Regions from separate parts of the Mus musculus genome. Here region 1 is linked to region 2. The links are chromatin loops, found by intact Hi-C in ENCODE. Cell type or tissue: heart. All regions are shown on one strand. Links, peaks and the distances in the headings refer to the core of each region. The heading gives the core; the rest is flanking DNA.

Region 1 (7,611 bases), core at 904-5,903, 73 kb before region 2:
CAGAACCTTTCATAAGGGACACATGCACATTTTGAATGGATGTGGGGAAGAGTGAGGGGCATCAGGCAGCAGTATACTTGATACCCTGGGGTCCTTGGTCTGTACCGTCTACCACATGTTGGGAATACTCTTAAGTTTTCAACAATACCAGGGGAGGAGGGGCTGGGGAGATGGCTCGGCTAGTAGAGTGTTTACCTCATAAGCACCAGGACCCAACGTTGACCTCTGCAACCCACGTACAATTGCTGGCACAGTGGCATATGCTTATAATGCCAATACCGGACACACACACACACCTGGAAAACTAACAAAACAATGGAGTTGAGGCAGAAGGGAGCTTACCTGGTGTATGGCGTCGAGCAGTGGAGAGAAGAGGTCGGTGTCGTAGGTGGAACGTTTGCCTTGCAGGACGGCCACCAGCCTTTCCAGGCCCATTCCTGTGTCTACATGTCGCTGCGGCAGCAGCTGCAGGCTTCCATCTGCCTCTCTGGCCAGGAAAAGTGCGAAAGGTGAGGCCAACTGAGTCTGGCAGGTCTGAGGCAGGTGCTCGAGTTCAGCAGAAACCTGATAACCCACGGCGTGAGAGTAGCAGGGACCTGAGGGCAGATGGACCTAGACATGCCCGCTAAGACAGAGTCTTTGTCTTTAGAGAGACCTGCCAAGCAAGATACGCTAGAAGAAAACCATAGGAATCCCCAAGCTTAACTCCACTGTATGACAGGAGGCCAGAGAGCATCAGTAACTAACTAGTCCAGGCTGTCATGGACAAGGACGAAAATTAGATCAGTTTTTCTTTTTAAAAAACATTTAAATTAAGCCAACAACTAATGGTAGCCATGGCCACCATTACCTGTAGTGTTGCATGAAGACCAGATTCCAAAGCTCTACCAGCTGGGGGCTTCCCACGCCCCCAGCCAGGTCATAGTGGATCTCAGTACAAGGCCCACAAGGCCCAGTGTCTCCCATCTCCCAGAAGTTCTCTTGTGGTCCGAAGGAGAGCACACGGCTGGCAGGCACTCTGGGGGAGAGAGCCATATAAGTGGTGGGAGACTGGCATGTTCAGAAGCTGGCAACCTCTCCCTCCCTGCCTCCTGCTATGACAACCTCTCACCCAAGTCCAGCTCAGGAAGAAGGGTCCTAGGGCTGAGTGACATACAGGACGCTGGCACATACCGAACTCATGAGGGTTTGTACTGACTGTCTGCTTTCCACTCTTCCCATTGCCAGTGAGGGACAGAAGAAGGGGCCTGACTTACCCCAAGCTTAGCCAGATGTCTCTGGTCTCCAGGTCTGGGTCCAGTCCTGTCTGGGAGTCACCACTGAAGTAGGAGACCCACAACCTGTCCTCAGGGATCCCGTAGACTTGAGTCAGAAGTTCCCAGGCCATGCTACAAGCTTCCTCCTGTAGGCAAAACCACCACGGGGGGTGGAGAGATGTGACATTGGGGCCACCCAAGATCATGAGGCCAAGACAAAAACCATTCCCACTACCCACCCTAGTTTCAGATCAAGCCATGTCCATTTCTGCCTTGAGTTTTTCCTGTCCCCATTCTTACAAGCCTACCTTCTTTCCAGACCCAGATGAATTCTATCTTCTCCTTAAGCCTCTCAACCCACACACCCTGACCTGGGGACTTCATGTCCAATGACAATCTCAATACAGCTGCCTGGCTATCTGCTCAGCTAACTTTTAAATAGCCATTAAGCAGGAGACAACCCCTTCCTTCAATCAGCGAAGTGAGGCATATTCTTTCCTATTGGATGTCGTGTGTGTATGTGTGTGCCCGTGCCCGTGTATGTGTGGTGTACACACCTGTAACATGTGGACATGTGCTTGTGAAAGTCAAAGGACAACTATGGGTGACTGTACTTAGGAGCTAATTTTTGTTTAAAACAGGGTCTCTCATTAGCTTGGGACTTTGATGTTGGCCAGACTAGCTTGTCTGTGAACTTCTTCAGGGATCTGTTTCCATCTCCCATCTGGCCATTCCAGCATCATAGGCACACACCGTTAGCCCGCACTTTAAATTCGAGTTCTGGGGAATCCACAAGCACTTTACCAACCCAGTCATCTTTCTGTCTCCCCTATAACACACTGTGTTTAGCTCTTGGTCACAACATCCAGCACTCAGGGTTCAAAGACTTTAACTCTAGAGCTCCCTGGAAACTCACCTTAAAATATTCACCCCCGAAAGCCCAGTTGCCAAGCATCTCGAAAAACGTATGATGAGAGAGATCACGCCCCACATCCTCCAGGTCGTTATGGCGTCCTCCAGCCCTGACACACTTCTGGCTATTAACTACACGTCGGAAGCCTGCCATCTCACTTCGTGGATCCACTGTGCCCAGGAAGATGGGCTTGAACTAGAAGCACATAAAAGTCAGGAAGGGTAGAGAAGAGGTAAATGAACTTAAACAAGAGACTCTGCCTAGTAAAAAGTAGTAAAATTTACAGATAAGGGAAGTGGTTGGACAGAATCAAAGCTTCAAGAATATTACCAAGCACCTAGCAGGAGTGCAATAAATGTCTACTCAATGGATGAATTTTATTTATTTAAATAGTCTTCCACTCAGAGCCTGCCCCTCAGGACTTCACAGCTGCTATCCAGAGATAATAAACTTAATTTCTCCCCACAAGTTTCCAAGCTAATTCCCCAAGACCTAACCAGGCCCCCACCCCATTTTACCCAGCCTCTCTTCCACTCAGAGTTCCGCCCCTCACTTTTTTGGTCCAATCCTGAAGCGCTTTTCTCAGGCTGACTCCCGAGCTCCGCCCCCGATCGGTGTGGCCCCGCCCCTACCTGGTTCATGCCTGCATTGACGAAAAGCAGGCTGGGGTCGCCGCGCGGCCTCACGGTAGCGGAGGGCACGAGCCGGTGGCCGTGGCGATCTCGGAAGAAGCTCAGGAAGGCGTCCCGCACGGCCGCTCCGTGGGGTGGACCGGGCTCGGTTGAGAAAGGCTGCCATGGGCACGACCTCCCAATGGCTCGCCGCAGCTTACCGGCTGCGGCAGCCAACGCCACCGCCATCTTAGCTCCGGGCAACGGCTTCGCGGGGTCAAAGAGTGACGTTCGAAAGGACGCCTAGTGTTTCCTACAGCGGCCCCTGGCGGGTGGAAGACTTGGGGGGGGGGCAAGTCTCAGCTTCTAGTGAAAGTGTTTCCCCAAGAAGGGGACTTCTTCCCCTGGCGAGCGGCTCAGCATACCGTAACTTTGCATAGAGTAGGCCCTTAATTCATCCAGGATTGAACAGATAATTATAAAAAGATCATTACATGCTAGGCTGTATTTTGAACGTTAGTAGCAATATTAACACAATGCCTCTGCTTCCAAAATCTGTATTCTGGCAGTAATGGTTGTTGTGCTATTGATTTTGTGGAGTTGCAAAGGAACAGGTGTGGGTGCAATTCGGTGCGTGGACCGTGTGGTTTGTGCTGATCCAGGCTGAAGAGTGCCAAGGGATCGTGAGTATTCAAGAGGTGGTCAAGAACCCTGCGTAAGTGCCAGGCACTGCTCTAAGACCTTGCCAGGTCCTCTTCTGCCCTCGGTTTGCAGAGCCACTTTGTCCTTAGGGACTGAAGCAGGTTCTTTGGAGCAGGAGTCTGGTGGAGACACAGAAGCCAGACTGCATCTGCTCCATTATTAATTGCTTAATGACATTTGGTCTTTTAATTTGCTTGGGGATGAGAGAATCCAGGTCGACAGGTCAGGACAAAGCTGTTGGCTGAGAGCTGTGGCGATGGCTTTCCATGAGCCTCCCAGGGCCCTGAGGCTTTGAATTTTGCTGAGAGAAAAGAGATACCTGTCCTGGCAGGCCCAGTCCCCTTGACTTCCTTTCTATGGTAACAGACCTTGTGGGTGCAGCTAGACAGCTCAAGGACTTCTCATGATGACCTTGCTTGACCTTTAGTCTGGGAAAGTTAGCAGATCTAGGAAGAGAAAGGGATTTGCCAAGTTTAAGACCCAACAGAGCAGTGGTTCTCACCCTGTGGGTTGCAACCACATAGGGTTGCATATCATTCATTTACATTACGATTTGTAACAATAGCAAAATTACAGTTATGAAGTAGCAATGAAATAATTCTATGGTTAGGGGCCATCACAACATGAGGAACTGTTTTAAAGGGTTGAAGCATTAGGAAGGTTGAGAGCCACTGCACTAGAGGTTACAGAACTGAGGTCTTTGTGGTCAGAAGGACAGCCTTGGCCACCCAGGGGGCTCTTTTGGCCACCAGTCTTTGTGTGTTATTTGGGTCTTTTGAACTTTTGAAGCACAGCTTCTTTTCGGGGAATACATAGTCTATTTTGGACTTGAGTTTCTATAGCAATAGTGAATTCTGACAAGCCTGTATATCTATCCCGTGATCCTCTGCCTTCTCTTTTCCATGTAGGTTAAAGGTGTTGTTCTGCCTCTTTTGGTTTCCTCCAGGGTGTTTGGAACAGAAACCTGAAGCCAGATGGGGATTTTTGAGATTGGTGACCTTGAGAAAACACTGAAATTCTTTAACTAACTGCGATGAGCCCGTTTTCCCAGCTAGAGGAGAAGGAGATCCTCTGCCCTTGTGTTATAGTAGCGAATCTGTACTTTAGACTAACTCAAAAGCAGCACATAGTGGCTTTCACACTTACGCCCAGCACTTGGGAAGGAGAGGCAGGTGGCTCTCTGTGAATTTGAAGGCAGCCTGAACTACAGAGTGCAAGACAGCCAGGCCTACTCAGAGACCCTGTCAGGAAGAAGAAGAAGAAGGAGGAGGAGGAGGAGGAGGAGGAGGAGGAGAAGGAGAAGGAGAAGAAGAAGCAAAAGGACTGGGTACAGAAATGGCTGGGTTATATAGGGAAGGGTAGTTGGGGGAAGGGTAGCCCAGCCCCTGGGCTGGAGAAGTTTAGGATAGGGGGCAGGGGGCAGGATATGCTGGCCATATCCTGTAACAGATAGGGACTAAGGGATGCTGGGAGAACTTTGATCCATTAAATAGGCACCTTAGTTAGTTCTCTGTCCTGGATTGGAGAGCTAACAGTTGGGCTTTGCCTAGCATCTGTGAGGCCCTGCGTTCATCCACCAGAACTACATAAGCTGGACGTTGTGACGAGCACCTGTAACCCCAGCACTCCAGATGAAGATGCGGGAGGATGGGAGCAAGTTCAAGGTCATCCTGAGCTAGAGAGAGAGCTTGAGGCCAGCCTGGGAGAACTAGCCTCTTTCAAGAAGCAGCAAAATGTCGTTTTATTGAAATAAGACAAGACTAGAGTGTCAGTGGAGTGGGCAAAGGGCTCCTCATACAACTGTGAAGATTCGAGTTCAAATCCCCAGGCAGGCCTGTTCACCTTTTCAATGTTCCTACAGTGAGGCAGGAGGTGTTTCCAGAAAGAAGGAAGCACGTGGGCCAACCAGGGTGGTGATTGCAGCGAATTGTAGTGATGGCCAGCAAATTACCATGTTTCAGAGGTGGGAGGCGAGGACCAGCACCCTAGGGTGTCCTCACACCCCACACTTGTGCCTGTACATCCATCACATACACAAGAAAAGCACACCCACAGGAAGTGGACAAAGCTTTTAGCATATTCACCGCCATTTCTAAAATCACCCCCCAGCACACTGGGACTACCTTAGAAAACAATCTTGCGTTCTTTGATCCTTATTCCCCAGTCCTTTGGTCCTTCCTAGCCTCAGGAAACCATTAATCAGTTTTTTGTTTTTATATAGATTTGCCTATTGTGGACATTTCCACCAATAGCTTCAATTGTATGTGGTCTTTTGTGAATGGCTTCTTTATTATTTTAAAAATTATGGGCACACACACACACACACACATGTAGGGAGAGGCAGAGAGAGAGGAGAGACAGAGGCAGAGAGAGACAGAGGCAGAGAGAGACAGAGAATTTGTTCAGGTGCCTGGTGAGGTCAGAGGTGTTGAATCCCCTGGAGCTGGAGGAGGTACAGGCAGTCTCGAGCCACCTGATGTGGGCGCTGGCAACAGAATTCTGGTCTTCCTGAAAAAGCACATGTAAGGGCTAAAGTTAACCTGGAAGCCACACTTGCCCAAGGACAGATAGCTTCCTGAAATGCTGGGGCCTGTCTGTTGTTCATGTGAGATAACAAGTCACAGTTTTTACTTCATTAAACAAGACTGGTTGCCACAACTGCAAGGTCGTGCTTAATTCCATGTAGTCAGGGAGCAGCCTAGGCAGGAAGCACATCAGGATGTGTGCTTAGCCCTGATTGGACAAAAGCAGGAAGTACCAAAGGCTGTGGGTTCCTACCTTTAGAGGCATCTGACTGATCTGATTTGGCTCTGTTTCTTTGGGAATCCCAGATACAGAAACAGCCAGCGTCCACCTTCCTGGCCAGTATTCAATAAAGCTTGCTTTAATCGGATCATTGTGGAACTGGTCTTTCTCTTCTCAGTACTCAGATTTAACACACATTCCTAATTGCTGAGCCATCTCTCAGCCCCTGCAGCTGGCCTCTTTCATTTAATGTTTTGAAGATTCATTCATGGGAGAGAGAGAGAGAGAGAGACAGAGAGAGAGAGAGAGAGAGAGAGAGAGAGAGAGAGAGAGAGAGAGAGAGAGAGAGAGAGAAATAAAAAGGGAAGGAAAGGCCATGACTGCTTCTAGGTATGATGGAGGAGAACGTTTATTGTAGATATGTGGGGGAGAGCACAGCCAGAGGCAGACACATCTGGGAAGTGGTCCTGACCCTCAACCATGTGGGGAGATGGGGAGGGGAAGGGAGCGAGGGGAACCAAGTACAGCAGCCAGGAGGCCAAAGGTACAGAAGAGGCAGCTAACCAAAATGTCTGCATTCTGTAGGGAGGAACATCTGTGGGATGGACAGCCCAGCCCCTGGGCTGGTGAGTTCAGGGTGGAGGGCAGGATATGCCAGCTATACTTGGTAACAGGTAAGAATTGAGGGATGCCGGGAGAGCCCGGAGGCCAGGTCCACTCTGAATAAATAGGCACCTCCGCTGCTTGTCCTGGGCTGTTTGAAACTGAACCTGGGGACCATGTATCATGGATCTTAGAAATGCATTTCTTTTTTTAGTTGTTTTTATTAGAAGTAAGGTTTCCCCTCTTATTATTTGCCCTCGCTGTTAAAAAGTGATCATTTTCTTTGCATGTGGTGTTCTACATGAAGCAAAGAGGTTTGGGCTGGGGCTGGGAATGCAATCGTTTTGATGTGGCACAGTCACCTGATGAAGACATTAACCCGAAGGTCTGTACCTTCCCAAGATAGCCAGAGGTGGAAAGAGCTTGTCAGACAGGAAGTTACCAACCTGGGACGGTCTTTCAGGAGAACTGCTTAGCTGCCTTGGTATTTGGAGGAATTTCACCTTGTGGTTTAAAATGCAAATGCTGGCAGTTTTTTGCTTATCCCTCTGCAGGGCTTTGGTGAGCACTGCCCTAGGGCTGCCTACATGATTAGTAAAGAATGGGGTTTTCTCTTCTCAAGGGGCTTCTCTTCTGTCTCCACCTGACCTACTTATCTCGGAAGGTACAAAGCAGCTGTCTTTGACACCTTCACTTTCTGTTTGGCCTGTTTAAAAGAAGTGACACCCTATGGAACAGGCTTTTTCTGGTTTCCCCCTTTGCTTTGAGAGCAGGAACTCAA
Region 2 (7,611 bases), core at 1,241-6,240:
ACACATCTCCATCCCAAGTTATAGGATCCCATTCTTTACCAATTAATGCTCTTACTTTACCTGCTGACACTTTCCGAGGCTGGGACTTGAATTTTCCCTGTAACTCGGCTAACCGAATAATGAGAGCTTCAGTTTGGTTTTCCATAAACTGAGCTTTGTGGCTGCTGGAGAGAAGATTCTTTTCCAGGGCACACTTAGAAACCTTTAGATTGTTTATGAGCATCTGAAGATGGTCAATTTTATCATTAAGTTCTTTGTTGTCCTTCACCATATTCTGCAGTTGGTTAATTTTATCCCGGAGCTCATTCCTATCCTTTATCAGTTTATCCAGAGATGCTAAAAGCAACCAACCAGCAGCATCATTTTCCTTATTTTCCCCCAAACTGTCAAAAGTTTCATATACAGGGTCACCTAATCCATTGTCGCTCACAATTGGTGAGCCAGGATAATCAAATTCATTTATCTCTTTAAGTTTGTAATACAGTTCATACCATGGGCCTTCAGTACTCTCCAAGCTCCCAGGAGAGGGGGTGACTGGAGAGACTTCAGTAGCTGAAGGTGCCGGCGAATTGAAATGCCTATTCCAGATACTTAAAAGATTCATCCTTATACTTCTGCTTCTCTAGAACCACTTCTGGTACCAAAATCTGTATTAGTCAGGGTTCTTTAGAGTCACAGAACTTATGGAATCAATCTCTCTCTCCTTCCTCTGTAGTCCAGCTAATCCAACAATAAAAAGTCTAAAAATCTAGTGGTTGCTCAGTCCCACAAGGCTGCATGTCTCAGGTGGTCTTCAGTATATGCTGCAATCCAGAAGTAGGTTGTAATACCAGTGAGGGAATGGATGTGCTAGCAAGGCAAGAGCAGATAGACAAAGAGTAAAAGCTTCCTTCTTTTACGTCCTTATACAGACATCCAGCTGAAAGTATGGCTCATATGTTCACAAAAGACATCTCTTAAGATTTGGATTAAAGACTTGTGTCTTCCCACCTCGAGATTGAGATTAAAAATGTGTGTCTTCCTACCTCAAAGGTCTGGACTAGAAGTGGATTCATCCACTTTAAGCAGACAATCTCTCACAGGTGTGCTCTTCTCCATTTCTGGGTTGTAGGTGATTCCAGATATAGTCAAGTTGACAACGAAGAATAGTCATCACAGTCCTGAAAACTATAGAAGGGAGTTATCAAACATCATTTTCAAGTGTTTATTTTGAATAGTGTAACTGTGTGTGACAACTATGACAGCTCCAAAATCATTCCAATGAATCCTTTTGTATATGTGTATTCTGGAGCATAACTAACTTGTTTTAAAGCAGATCCCCACGCCACGGATCAGTCAGATATACAGGAATCCAGGCATGATCAGCGCAGTAAGAGGAACTGTGGTGAATGGCTCAGAATTAAAAGTACACACCACTTTCCTTAGATAGCTGGCTGGAGAGTTCACACTAGTATGGTCTCATCTTAACCCAATCACATCTGTGAAGACTCCACAATATTTCCAAATGAGTTCACATGTATAGGTACCAAGAGTTAGGATGGGAATGTATCCACTTGGAGATGTATTTCAACTCACAACAGGGAAAAAGAGACTTCCTCATTTTACAAGTTCTTATTGGCTTTCATTTTGGTAAAGTAGAGGATGGGAAATGTGGGGTCTTTTTTTGTTTGTTTGAAGTGAAGTAATCATGAAACATGTATTTATAGAGTTTCCCATGCAACTGACTTTCTGAGGGACATTTGGGAAAATGTATGTTGGCTGAGTGAGGAAGATGTGGAACCTATCTCTTTGTTTCTGGATATGGGGCGCTAATCTCAGATACTGCATCCTAAGGACACACCACCTATGTTCAAAGACAGTTGCCAGGGCTGCTGTGCAGAGAGGGGCCTACATGGCACTTGGAGGACTAATTCACATAATAAAAGGGGCAATATTGGAGCATCTGACTTGAATCCACACCACAGACAAGGATAGATCTCAATAGGTTGATGAAGTATGTTCTGTTGTCAAAATACCAATCCTTTGTAACAATTTTCTAGCAGGTGACATTAACATGTTTTAAGGAAGAGATACCTTTTTTAAAGTTAGCATAAAGATGACAGAATGTTGAGTGGAAGAAGTCACTGTCATGATCCTTTGGAATAGCCTATGTGAAAGAGGACTGGTTCAACTGTGGATTTATTAGGCCTCTCGATTACAAATAATGGAAAGCTAACTTCAATGACTAAATCCAAAAGGGGGATATGGAAGTAGTTACGACTTGGGAATGTTCTAGATCCAGGGACCATGTAGTTCAAAATACAATTGTTAGGTGCCACACAATTGGTAGGTTAGAGGCTTATCAGCTAGCAGAAACACTGACCTCTTTTGGATCCTAGCGTTAAGATCCCCAGAGAGGAGTGTTCAGATTTGCTTTGATCTGGTCAACCAAATGGTGTGTGACCTGGGTGTGTGGGATAAAAACCATACAACTAAGTGATGTTGGCAGGAGGTAATGGTTACACATCTTTACAAGAGAGCATTGCAAAGAGTACCAGAGGCAGAAAATGGCTTGTTAACCTGTCATCCTGTCAGATGACAGGAGTGAAATGAGATTGTAGGTCACTAAACCCAAGTGTTCTTCATAACACTACACTACCTCCCTCTCAACTGAAAGCAGTGATATTTTGATACAATTTCCTATTTCAAGGAAAAAAATCGTAACAAAAATCGAATCGGAAAATCCGTCATGTCTTCTAGAAGGGGCAAACGGAAGCATGAACAGTGACAACAAACCAGAGCCGCTATGCACGGAATAAAATCTTTCCCTAGGGACCTGGGGTGACACCAAGTAATTAATTGCTCTGGAATAGTGGAGAAATCTGCGTGGGAAAAGAGAGAGGAGATGGCAGAGAGTCTGACAATTTCCACTTCACCGAGACTTTGTGGACTCGCAGCCGCCCTCTGATTTGATGAACAAGTTGTTTGTTCCACTCTTCAGAGGACGACCCCGGATTCCAGGGGCGAGACTCCCGCAACTCACCGAGTTTGTTCCACAGACACCCAACAGCGAGGGATGAGGGAAAGCGGCTGACGTGACGCTTCCCAAGGGTCCCTAGGGCGTCGCCTCGAACCCCTTGTGGCTCTTCCAGGAAGGAGAGCGAACACTTTGGGGCGAGCAGTCGCTCAGTCCCTCAGGTTAGAGTTAGGATCTTGAGTCCGTCCGGCATCCTCGGCGCTTGGCGCTGCGAGTTGGAGCTCCTAGAAAGAGAACGGACTCGTTTGCATCTCCCCGAGGACTCAGCGAAGTCCTCGTCGGTCGCCGGGATGCCCAGCGCAGCGCTCCGTTAAACAAACAGACAAACAAACAAGCAAACAAACAAACAAACAGCGCTCCCTGGGGACCAAGCGTGCTGAGGAACGCCACACCCCTCACATTTATTCCCCACCCCCGGCACTGCCCTCCGCGTGACGTCAGGACCAATCCCTTCACTGCGTTCCCGGTCAAGTTCCAACTCTGGCATCTCGCGAGAGTTTTGTTTTCCTTCACCCTAGTCTCGGACCTGCGCGCGACACGTCGGGCGCCTTGGCACCTGCGGTTTGATTAGTCTCCATCAGTCTTAAGGTTGCAGCCTGGCCGCCCGCGTCTTTTGCCTTCGGCCGCTAAGATCTCGCGAGATTTCCCGGGGCTGCCCACGCCGCGCCTGCGCAGAGCTCTTCAAAGCAGAAGGTCGCTCTTGGGAGGAAGTGGCCTTTTGCGTCCCGTGCCCGGAGCGCCGTTACTACTTTCTCGAAGCTCTCCTCGGCTCCCTTGCCGGGACACTCTGCCGCTAAGATGCCCCGGATTATGATCAAAGGGGGAGTGTGGAGGAACACGGAGGTGAGGCAGCTTTTCCCGCCGTCCGCAGCCCTCCGCCGGCTCTGGTAGCGTGTGCGCACGCGCGGGGAAGCTCCGGGAGCCGTGGCTGTCCCGCGGGGGTCTGCGGTGCGGGGCGGCGACTGCGCGGACCCCGGGGACCCTCGCGGTGCATGGGTGCGGGCTCGGGTCACCTGGCTCACCCCGGGGGCGAGGTCGCGACTTGTCGCCCGGCGCTCCTCGCTTGGCATTTGCTAGGCCCTTGATCACTTATTTGATCAGTTAGGGACGCGCCCCCTCGGTGTCTTCTGCAGCCCGGTGGCCGCCGACCGGACCTCCCCCGGAGCCTGGTGTTTCTCCAGCTCCTTTCGATCTCAGCTCGTGCACAGCGCTTCGCTCTGTTAGAAGCCGTTGTGGCTGCAACTTTGTTTTTTCCGTGACTTCTTTACAGCCGGACAGGCTGCCCGTTTACGTCTGCACCTCTCTGCTTATCTTAGGACCTGGGTCCTTTCTCTTACCTTTCCAGTCACGCCACCCTTGCCGGGATAGAAGCCAGTTAGGACAAACTTACCTACGGTGGTGTTTGCGTCCAGAAATGTTGTAGATTATGTCACGGTGAGCGGAACAGCAGAAGGAAGGAAGTAAAATAGAAATTAAGTTAACGTGCATTTAATCGAGTGCGCCGAATGTATGAGCACCTTTCCGTCTGTCTTGTGCGTTCTTGAGATAGCTCCTTATTGCTTTGGCATCTTTCTGAACATGCTCCAAACTTAGCTGAGAACACTTCTTAGAGTCCTCCTGGCCCATTCGTTGGTCGTCCCGTTGAGAGTTAGTTGTTTAGTGGTTTGGTGGCACCTATTTTTCATTTACTACAGCTTTGTTTTCACAAGCACTTTTGTGTGGCTCCGGCTGAGTTACTTCTGAGAGCCTCAGATTACTCATTTTTATAAGACAAATAAATAATTGTATTTAAGCTCTTGAAACGAGTTGCCAGTTTGGAACATTGTGAACGCAGCTGGGTACATTAGTAGGCTTTCAGTAAAAAAAATGAGTTGCTGTTGTCTTCATCAGACAGCAGTATAGTAGGACCAGGCTTTGGCATTCTAGTATGAAGCAGGTTTCTTGGTGATGTTTGGGAATGAATCTTGTAGGATAGGTACCTGTTGTATGTATTTGGTTGAAGATGCGTTGAAGTTTTGAAAAACTTTACCAAAGTTACAAATGGAGGCACTGAAAAGGGACTTGCATGCACTAAGACAATTTAAACTAGAAGAGTTGGCTTCTGAGGAAGAAGCAGAGTCACAAAATCAAGTAACATCAGGATTCCTCTATAATGGCCAAAACCCAGCAGAGTGTGTGTGTGTGTCTGTGTGTCGATGTCTGTCTGTCTGAGATAGGGTCTTATGTAGCTTAGATTGACTTTGAACTTGCTATGTAGATGAGAGTGACCCTTAACATCTGATCCTCCTGCTTCTACCTCTCCTGTTCTGGCATAAGAGGTGTGTACTGTCATGTGTAAAGTCTTATGGGAATCTAATCCAGGACTTAAAGTATGCTAGGTGGGTATGCTACCAGTTAGCAGTGGGAGAGAAGATGGAGTGGAGGGTTTTATGTAGAAGACAGGCAATTCAAGTTCATTGTAGAAAAAGCCTAAAAGTAAAGTGCTCAAGTGCATTCATCTATGACTCTTAGGTCTGTGAGCTCGCGTGGCAGGATGTCTGGGGATTGGGCTATACTTTGGGTACTCTGGTGAAATGGTTTTTAGAGATTGGAGTAGGTAGACAGGGCGCTGACTGATGAGGTAGAGGAGCTGTGGATCCTGGGCTGTTGTGAGTAGGATGCCTGCCAGAGAGGAACTGTGTTGAACCAGAGTCTCAAGTTTCTTCTTTGATTCTCTCTCCAGAAGTATAGAAGACCTGCTTCAAGGTAGATAGTCAGGAAATTTTTTGTTCTTGTTTTGAGAAAATATATAAATGTATGTGAACTTTGTGAGGAGAATGGCAGGTACATGCCAGTGAATAATTTTGTCTGTCATAAAGTAGTGTTTTTAACATTGACTTTTTCCACCTCCAGTTTGTTGAGGGCCAGGTAAGATGTCCTTTTTTTCTGTTTTTTTTTTTTTTTTTTTTTTTTCTGTGGCTGGTGAGCCAGCAGTTAAGAGCACTGACTGTTCTTCTGAAGGTCCTGAGTTAATATCTCAGCCAACCACATGATGGCTCAAAACCACCTGTAATGAGATCTGATGTCCTCTTCTGGTGTGTCTGAAGACAGCTACAGTATACTTATGTTTAATAATAAATAAATCTTTGGGCAGTAGCGAGTAGGGGCCTGAGTGAGCAGAGGTCCTGAGTTCAGTTCCCAGCAACCATATGATGGCTCACAACCATCTACAGCTACAGTGTATTCATATACGTAAAATAAATAAATAAATAAATAAATCCTTTTTTTATTACATATTTTCTTTATTTACATTTCAAATGCTATCCCAAAAGTTCCCTATACCCTCCCTCCCACCCTGCTCCCCTACCCACCCACTCCCATTTCTTGGCCCTGGCATTCCCCTGTACTGGGGCATATAAAGTTTGCAAGACCAAACTGGGTCTCTCTTCCCAATGATGGCCAACTAGGCCATTGCCGCAGACCCTCTGGGCCCCTTTGTCTGTGTGGAACGGGTCTCCAGTCTCGGGTGGGCAAAGCGTCGTATGGAATGACAGACAGATGCACACAGGAGACGTTGTGTAGAATCTGAATGTAATTTGTCAAATCGAGCATCAAACTTTTTATACAGAAGAAAATAGGGAAGTTGGGTGACACACCAGCAAGGGCCCTGTGTTCCATCCTATAGATGACTGTGAACATCCACTTCTGTATTTGCCAGACACTGGCATAGCCTCACCCGACACAGCTATATCAGGGTCTTTACAGCAAAATCTTGCTGGCATGTGCAATAGTGTCTGGGTTTGGTGGCTGATTATGGGATGAATCCCTGGGTTGGGTAGTCTCTGGATAGTCCATCCTTTCGTCTTAGCTCCAAACTTTGTCTCTGTAACACCTTCCATGGGTGTTTTGTTCCCTATTCTAAGGAGGAATGAAGTATCCACACTTTGGTCTTCGTTCTTTTTGATTTTCTTCTGTTTTGCACCTTGTATCTTGAGTATTCTAAGTTTCTGGGCTAATATCCACTTATCAGTGAGTGCATATCATGTGAGTTCTTTTGTGAGTGGGTTACCTCACTAAGGATCCATCCATTTGCCCAAGAATTTCATAAATTCATTGTTTTTAATAGCTGAGGAGTACTCCATTGTGTAAATGTACCACATTTTTTGTACCCATTCCTCTGTTGAGGGACATCTGGGTTCTTTCTAGCTTCTGGCTATTATAAATAAGGCTGCTATGAACATAGTGGAGCATGTGTCCTTCTTACCAATTGGAACATATGCCCAGGAGAGGTATTGCTGGATCTTCTGGTAGTACTATGTCCAATTTTCTAAGGAATCGCCAGACTGATTTCCAGAGTGGTTGTACAAGCTTGCAATCCCACCAGCAATGGAGGAGTGTTCCTCTTTCTCCACATCCTCGCCAGCATCTGCTGTCACCTGAATTTTTGATCTTAGCCATTCTGACTGGTGTGAGGTGGAATCTCAAGGTTGTTTTGATTTGCATTTCCCTGATGATTAAGGATGTTGAACATTTTTTCAGGTGCTTCTCAGCCCTTCGGTATTCCTCACTTGAGAATTCTTTGTTTAGCTATGTACCCCATTTCTTAATGGGGTTAT

What was found. A loop is a pair of places that touch in the nucleus more often than their neighbours do. Peaks named below come from ENCODE experiments on the same cell type or tissue, not always from the same donor. Only the 100,000 strongest peaks of a DNase experiment are listed, where the experiment ranks them.
Region 1: a loop joins it to region 2, with 5 times the contacts of the local background. A loop is called at or near these places in 1 of 42 quality-filtered maps.

Annotation. Positions count from the first base shown.
Region 1 is chr17:45,502,272-45,509,882 of GRCm38, reverse strand. Aars2 (alanyl-tRNA synthetase 2, mitochondrial) reads right to left here and starts at 3,042. Exons shown (of 22, transcript NM_198608.2): 1 at 2,802-3,042; 2 at 2,173-2,364; 3 at 1,257-1,402; 4 at 851-1,018; 5 at 343-487. The coding sequence starts at 3,029. In heart, for the core only: a CTCF peak has its summit at 3,100; DNase peaks (open chromatin) are centred at 2,792 and 2,912; H3K4me3 peaks cover 1,240 bases; H3K27ac peaks cover 1,141 bases.
Region 2 is chr17:45,429,639-45,437,249 of GRCm38, reverse strand. It overlaps Cdc5l (cell division cycle 5-like (S. pombe)), which reads left to right and starts at 3,543. Exons shown (of 16, transcript NM_152810.2): 1 at 3,543-3,859. The coding sequence starts at 3,815. It overlaps B230354K17Rik (RIKEN cDNA B230354K17 gene), which reads right to left and starts at 3,419. Exons shown (of 3, transcript NR_130961.1): 1 at 3,023-3,419; 2 at 1,026-1,167. In heart, for the core only: a CTCF peak has its summit at 3,382; a DNase peak (open chromatin) is centred at 3,539; H3K4me3 peaks cover 3,522 bases; H3K27ac peaks cover 1,972 bases.